Linked DNA regions of Homo sapiens: regions 1 and 2 are each linked to region 3. A link is a loop called in an ENCODE intact Hi-C map of the cell type or tissue named here. Cell type or tissue: HCT116. All regions are shown on one strand. Region 1 overlaps NDST4 (N-deacetylase and N-sulfotransferase 4). Region 2 has its middle 120 kb from the start of MIR577. Region 3 has its middle 420 kb from the start of NDST4.

The links. Peaks named below come from ENCODE experiments on the same cell type or tissue, not always from the same donor. Only the 100,000 strongest peaks of a DNase experiment are listed, where the experiment ranks them.
Region 1: a loop joins it to region 3, with 7 times the contacts of the local background. A loop is called at or near these places in 23 of 110 quality-filtered maps.
Region 2: a loop joins it to region 3, with 5 times the contacts of the local background. A loop is called at or near these places in 10 of 110 quality-filtered maps.

What each region holds. Positions count from the first base shown.
Region 1 is chr4:115,089,203-115,091,702 of GRCh38, forward strand. All of the region lies in intron 1 of NDST4 (N-deacetylase and N-sulfotransferase 4), which reads right to left. Among named protein-coding and RNA genes, the nearest start is that of NDST4, 23 kb to the right of the region's middle. In HCT116, a CTCF peak has its summit at 1,471 (motif pointing right); a DNase peak (open chromatin) is centred at 1,519.
Region 2 is chr4:114,778,896-114,781,395 of GRCh38, forward strand. No RefSeq gene overlaps it. Among named protein-coding and RNA genes, the nearest start is that of MIR577, 120 kb to the left of the region's middle. In HCT116, a CTCF peak has its summit at 1,471 (motif pointing right); a DNase peak (open chromatin) is centred at 1,506.
Region 3 is chr4:115,536,164-115,538,663 of GRCh38, forward strand. No RefSeq gene overlaps it. Among named protein-coding and RNA genes, the nearest start is that of NDST4, 420 kb to the left of the region's middle. In HCT116, no CTCF peak of the experiment used is centred here; a DNase peak (open chromatin) is centred at 1,468.

The DNA of each region.
Region 1 (2,500 bases), 450 kb before region 3:
TCTTCATTTTCTAAATGAAGGATATAAAATGGTTTATATTTCTATTTCCATGTATACACTCATCAGGGAAGATTTGGAAGGATGCTCAACAAAATATTGATCGTCTCTGTTTTGTATTTTCTATATTATTTCATTTTTTTCAAGAATCATATACTAGCTGTATAAAAGCACAAAAATGTAGGATCTTTTAAATGGGTGAGTTTCATAACTGTAAGTTTGCTTCAAACTATAAAATTCTATAATCTTATGAATAACAAGCCTTTCCTATTCATGCCTGTCTCTGGTAGTCTTTCTTCCTCTAAATCTCTGAAGAATATATTGTCCTTATCTTTTTTATAATACCTTTGCATTTTTACATAACTGGTTTATGTGTCTTCCCCAGAAGACTGTGGGTACATTTTCAATAGCCTAATCTATATAAAAAGCTTCTCTTTTCACAATAAGCTACTTAGTTTATTTTCCTTCAAGCATAACCCAATACTAAATTAGACACACAGTAGATTAGTAACAATCTTGAGTAAGTCAGTTAAATTGACGTTCAATGTTATAATGTTTTAATAGTTTTTTATTGGAACAATGATCTCAGAATCAAGCCTAAAGTTTTGAAAATTGGAAAACCAATTGCACCAAATTATCTCTAAGTTTACTGATTATCAACCAGACCCCATTTGTAGTCACAGGATATGTAGGTCTGGAGAAATCTGGATTATATTAATATTGGTATATGTCCCCACAGAATTTATCTATTTATTTATATTAATTTTATTTTTATATTTTGGTAAGCACACAAAATTTGATCTACCATCTTCACCAACTTTAAGTGTAACATGCAGTATTATTGCAGTATTATTTAAAAGTCTCAGCTGATTATTTTTAAATACAATGATAAATATATCATTTCTACCTCAATCATTAATTTTTTATGTTATTTTTAGAAGACTTTTTCTAATGAATTTTTTACTACTCAATCCTTTCTCTTGTATTTCAGAGAAGGAAATATATATTTTTACTAGGCACAAAACACAGCTATAAAGGACCTATAAAGTACCTCTACCAATAGAATAACCTATTCTACAGAGTTATGTTCTTGACTTTAAAACATTTTTAAAAAATGATATTTACACCTAATTTTTATTTTTTAAAAATCCAAAATAATGATAGAAGATAATTTATTATAAGGAATGAATATTTCCTAAAGTTGTAAAATACTCAGCCAAAACTAAAGTGAAAAAGGATCTAATTAAATTACAGAAAGATAACATAATAAAATGAAATAATTTATTCTCAATCCAGTCACCTTTTTTTATAACAGGCCATAAAACAGATTTGTTAATTATATTTGATATTTTTTTCTAGAATTAGGAAATAATAACCTGTCTATCGGTATATCACGTTTATGTGAAAGGAGAAAATAAAAAATTTGATTTTTTTAATGGGTATTTCTGAACACTCTTTTGGTCTCCTAACTTTTTCAACACTAGAGGGCAATATACTCTTGCTTTTATTGCAAAAATAGGCCAACAGCACCTGTTCTCCATTGACAGGTTACTAAACTAAAGAAAGTGTTAACTAGATAAGTCCAGGGAGTATAGGTAACTGGGCTCTCAGGATGAGCATCGTGCTGTTGACATCAGCGAAAGATCAGTGACTCAATGTTAAAATACTAATTTTGCCACAATTACACACCAAATACATTTTAATCAATTCTCTTCTTCACATTGTAATGAACAGCCATTTTTATATTGCTTGTATGGTTCCCTGCTTCTGAAGTTTTATTTCTGTTTTTCAATATACATCTTTTTGTTACTGTTGTGCACAAAAGAAGAAAAAATAAAACATCACCTCTGTTTAATATTCTGCTAATTTTTGTGAACTTTTAAGGTCTAAATCTTTTTCTGAAAGGAAGAGAGGTACAATATCTACAATTCATATATATCTAAAACAAATTTTGATACATCTTGGTTTCAAATTAACATTTGTCCAGTATCATATTTATTTTATTTTAAGTATATACAATAATATGCATTTGTTTTGGCAAAATAAATTTGCTTTTTCATTTTATATTTCTCTGTTATGCAAACGTGTGTGTAATAATTTCATTTACAAGAAATGACAAAATTTCTAAATATTTGAATCTGCTCAAAGGATTAATCATTTATTTTTTAAGAATCCAAAATCAACATAAAATGAACAATATGAACAACTTATATACAAAAGACAAATGTGTACACCATGGTTTAGATTATTTCTCCATCTACTCTTCTTCTCAATTGTGAGGTAGAAAGAAAAAACACAAGAGCTATATTTGAAATAACTTAAAATTGTGGCTACAATTTCCACTTAGAATGGCATTATAATTTATTTGTAAATTAGGCTTTCTGGATACCAACTTCTATTGTTCATAGTTATATTTTAAAGTTGTCACATTATGTGGTTCCATTATAATTTATCATTTACATGAGAATTTGTGAAAATACATGTTCATATGCAGTTGTTTTGT
Region 2 (2,500 bases), 760 kb before region 3:
AATCTTACAGACACATGAAGTTATTTTAAAGAGATGATAACATCTTAGATGGCAAAGAGAATAATGTAAACAAATGAAATTTTAAAAATCCTCTGCAAATTAACTTAATTCCTTTCACATTTGGCTTTTGTGTTGTCTTAACTTAGATATTTTTATATTGCCTATCTCTTGACAAGTAACTGTGCATATTATTGTTTTTTATAGATTTGTATTCTGGGCTTCATTATGAGCAGATTTTTATCACAATTACAGAATTAGACTATTCTGGGGTTGTCTGTGCACTTAATTTTACCAGTGGGTTTTATATCTTCAATTTTTTTTTTGTTGTTTGTTTGTTTGTTTTCATGCACATTAGTGTTTTCTTCTTTCAGATTTAAGAACTCCCTTCAGTATTTCTTATAAGATCAGAAGGGTGGTGATACATTCTCTCAGTTTTTATTTGTCTGGGAAAGACCATCTCTCTGTATTTGAAGGATAGCTTTGCTGGATTTTGCATTCTTGGATGACAGGTTTTTTTTTCTTTCTTTTTCTTTTTTTTTTTTTCCACACTTTTAAAACATCATCTCACTCTCTCCTGGCCTGTATAATTTCATCTGGGATGTCTGTTGCCAGATCAACTGGAAGGATTTTAAAAAATATGTTATTTGCTTCTTTTTATCTTGCTGCTATTAGAATATTAGAATCCTCTCCTTGTCATTGACCTTTGAGAGTTTGAGTATTACATGTCTTGGGGTAGTCTTACTTAGGTAGAATCTATTTGTTGTTCTCTGATCTTCCTGTACTTGGATATTTATATCTTTCTCCAGTTTTGAAAGTTTTTTGTTATTTTTTCTTTAAATAAGCTCTCTTAGCCTTTTTCTTGCTCACCTCCCTGTTGAACACCAACAATTCCTAGACTTGGTTTTCTGAGATACTTTTCTATATTTTGTATTTGATATTTGTTGCTTTTCATTCTTTTTCTTCTTTCTGCTCTGTGTATTTTCAATTAAATAGGCTGCCTTTGAGCTCACAAATTCTTTCCTCTCCTTTATCCATTTGGCTGTTGAGAGCTTGTAATAATTCTTTTTCAGTTCAGTAAATGTATTTATCAGTTCCAAGATTTCTATTTTATTTTTCAATTATTTCAGTCTCTTTGTTAAATTTCTCTGATAAATTTCTGAATTGGTTTTCTGTGTTATCTGGAAGATCACTGAGTTTCCTAAAAACTGCTAAGTTTACATTTTGCTTAGAGAGCTCACATATCTCCATCTTATTAATCTCCATCACTGGTTTCTTGCTTTGCCCATTTGGAAAGGTCATGATTCTCTGTTTGCTTTTGCTTCTTGCAAGTATATGTCTATGCCTTTGCATTGAAGTATTAGCTATCTATTCCTGTCTTCTCTGTGTTATTTTTGACTTTTCCTGGATATATTTGTTTAGAGTTTCTTTGTAATTTTAGAATTTCCTTTCTTTCTTTCCTGCTAGGTCATTACCTCATATTTGGCACTAGATGGTGGCATAAGCCCAGGTTTGCCTCAGATTTAGTACACAATCAGAGCACTCCCTGCCCTGAATGAGGGAGTTCTCAAAGGGGATATCCTGGTAGTGTGGAAAAGCTTCTAGGAGTTTGTGCCAAGTGGACCTTTGGAATGCACCTCCTATAGTGTGGTGCTATTGAACAGCCACTCTGATCGGATGTTTCCTTTACCCAAGTTATAGACCACCTTTTGTCTCTGACTGTCTTCTGGAGTATTTCTCACTTCAGGCACTGGTGATGTTTCCCATGGGTTGAGGCAATGAAAGGTCTCCTGGTATGGGAAACTGGTTGTCCACCTTGGTCTCACTTTTTCCATTGTAGAAACCGGGAGTTGAGGGAAATTTTTCTGTGTGCTTGGTGCAGGGCAGATTGTGGGGCCGGGCATCACTGGCATAGAAGTTCAGTTCTCTTACCATCTGCTTGGAGTTTTTCTTCACTTCTCTGTGGCTCCAGGAACTGTCTCATCCTCATATTTCAGTTCTGGGATACTGCTGGTGATAATCTCAGTGTTGTATATTTGGTTTTGGTTTTCTGTGGGGAGGAGTGAAGCCAGCTTGCTTTTATGCTGCCATTGTGGGACTGGAAGCTCCTCACATTGCACACTCTTCAATGTTTTGTTACCTCCATGTGACTGCTCTCTAAGGCTTTGTTCTGTCTTTTGCTTTCTAGCTTTTGCTCATCATGTTCTCCAGGCCACTTCCACAGAGTTCCTTCATTTCATTATTTCAACAATTACCTCCATGCTGTGTCTTAAGCTTATCTTTTCACGTGGTATATATTTCTGTTTCCATTTGGGCATTTTCCCATCACCTTTTATTCAAATGTCCAAATCTAAATATGAATTCAATCCCCACAAAATTCTATCTTCCTAACCAAAATTCTAATATGTGTTAGTTTCATCATTATCCTCCTTATGCTTTAGACTTCTTTGCTCATCACACACTTCACCTTAGACTATTTCATATATGTTCTCACCACTTTACA
Region 3 (2,500 bases):
GTGACTAAGTAACTAATTGGGCACACATTATTTTCATTGCATAGAATAGCTATAATTTTATTTAGAAATGAAGTAGATTTTGTATCTTATTATAGCATATTCACCTGGTTTTTCAGTTTCAATTTTTTGTATTTGTGCCCCAAAGATAAATGTGCTATGGTTTTATAGCAGACACACATCAGTTACCACCCCAAAATATAAATATGTATGTCATATACATGTGTGTGGATAAAATTTAGTAACAGCGTTACTCATGTGGCATGTTAACTCATTATTAAGTATGACTTCTTTTACTAAATTTGCTCTTTTTTGCCTGATTTAGCAGAATAGTTTTGTTTTTTAAATCTCATATGCACTTTCATTGCCTAAATTGTATTTATTCAATATATTTTTTCCCTTTTCTGTTTTATAAAGAAGTGCTCAGATACACATATTTTCAAAACATTCTTTGTACCAATAGGGTAAAATATTTACTACTTGATATTTCTGGCAGTTTTATAAAAAAGTTAAAAATTGGTATATTTTTTGTACTGAATGATTCATCAGATAAATGTTTCCTTTTATGATTCCCAACTAAACCAAACTCCAAGGAGTTTTATTATTTGGAAATTTAAGACTAAGGAATCTTTAGAGGTAACTATCAAAAGAGAAAACTTTTTAAAAAATAACATTATTAATGCAAAATATGTTTGAATGTTTACTAATTGCCAGGAACTGTTTAAGCAATTTATGTGTATATCTTATTTAAATTCTAATGCAACTTTACCACCTTATCACAAAGTAAGCTTAACAAATTAAATTTAAACAGAGAAAGAGACACAGAGAGTAAGAGGTGGTAAGAGATTTATTTAAATTTCCCAATGTTACACAGCTACGAATATGGCAGAACAAGAACTCAAAATCACACATTTTGATACCGGAGCTTGAGCTCCCATTATTGAATTTACCTACTGCTCAAGATAAAAGCAAATGAAAAGGAATGATATATTATTGATAATACTAATGAAGCTTGGAAATTTTTTGCCCTTAATCTGACATTGGATCTATCTTTAAAGTTAGAAAACTAACTAAAATGGCCTAAGTTTCATGATGGAAATGTAAAACACATATCAGAAACATACTTTACTGGGAGAGAATATATGCTGTTTTCTCTTGTTATGAGAAACATCCACTTGATAATCTGTAAGCTTCCATTTTTAAGAAGCTCAGAAATGCATATAAATTTGTAAAATGAGCATAAACTGTTAGAATTATTACTGCTGTGTTATATCTGAACTCAAAAATAAGTATTCCTGGTCAGTGCCCCATACAACCTCAAAATGTACGTATTGTCTTTATCATTTTAATCGACTCTTCCAATGCTATTTTTCTGCCTTTAGAAATAGAATAAAGGAATGCACTTATTAATAAAGGGATTTTAAAGTTGAGTCTTTTGGTGCCACCTTCTGGCATAAATTATTGCATAAAGTATTTTAAATTATAAAAATGTCTAATGGTTAAATAAGTTAAATTAGATGGTTTTATGTCTAAGAAAAGACATTTCTACTTTAAGGTAATTTACTTGCACTGAAGTCAGTATAGAGAAGGAAGATTTGAAACTGATTTGAACCATACAAAGACAATTATTCAAAAACCAGTATAATTTTTCGTATGTAATAACTGTAAATAGAAAAAAGAAAAAAGAAGAAACCAATAGGAAATGGTAGTAACATTAAACAAACTTTATTAATCTATTAATTTTATTAACTAGATATTGGCAGGAACGTTAACAGTTTTTTTTTTTCCTGAGCAACTAAATACAGGACTCAATACCTTTAATTGTTATTTGAACCAATTGCATTTGATTCATGACTTTAGTTTTTACAAACTACTTCATACTCAGGTTATTTTGTTTCATTAGTATTTTATTTATTGCAAAGTTTAATATTGTGCTATTGTATTTACCACACATTGTGCTGATAAAAATAGAAAAACAGTTTCTAGAAGTAAAGGTGAGGTAAGAAAATTCTATATAATCATGATGACCTATTTTTTCAGTAATCCATTAAATATTGAAATATTTATTAACCTGTCAATCAAGCTCTAAGTTCACTGAGATTATATTTCAAAATTATTTAAAGTCTCCCTTTTTTCCTTCAGAAGAAGCAAAGTGTATAAATACATACACACACGTATATGAGTGAAACCTCTCAACTATATACATGCATATGTTCCTGACCTAATAAACCACGTTTTGCCAGAGTTGCCAGGGGTGATTTGAAAGTTGCTGAAATGTTAATTTGGTTGATACCGATTGAACAGAACTTAAATGTAGACTATGTTCTATTCCACTTTAAAGCAAGTAAAAAAAGTAAATTTTTGTGAATTACTTTGAAATTTAGTTTTCATGAACTCAACATACCCTGAAAATGAATTTTGACATACTACCTGAAAATGAATTTGACATATCACAATCACACAGTTTTTTTCAAAAATAAGCTATTTAAGTAAGGAAACACCT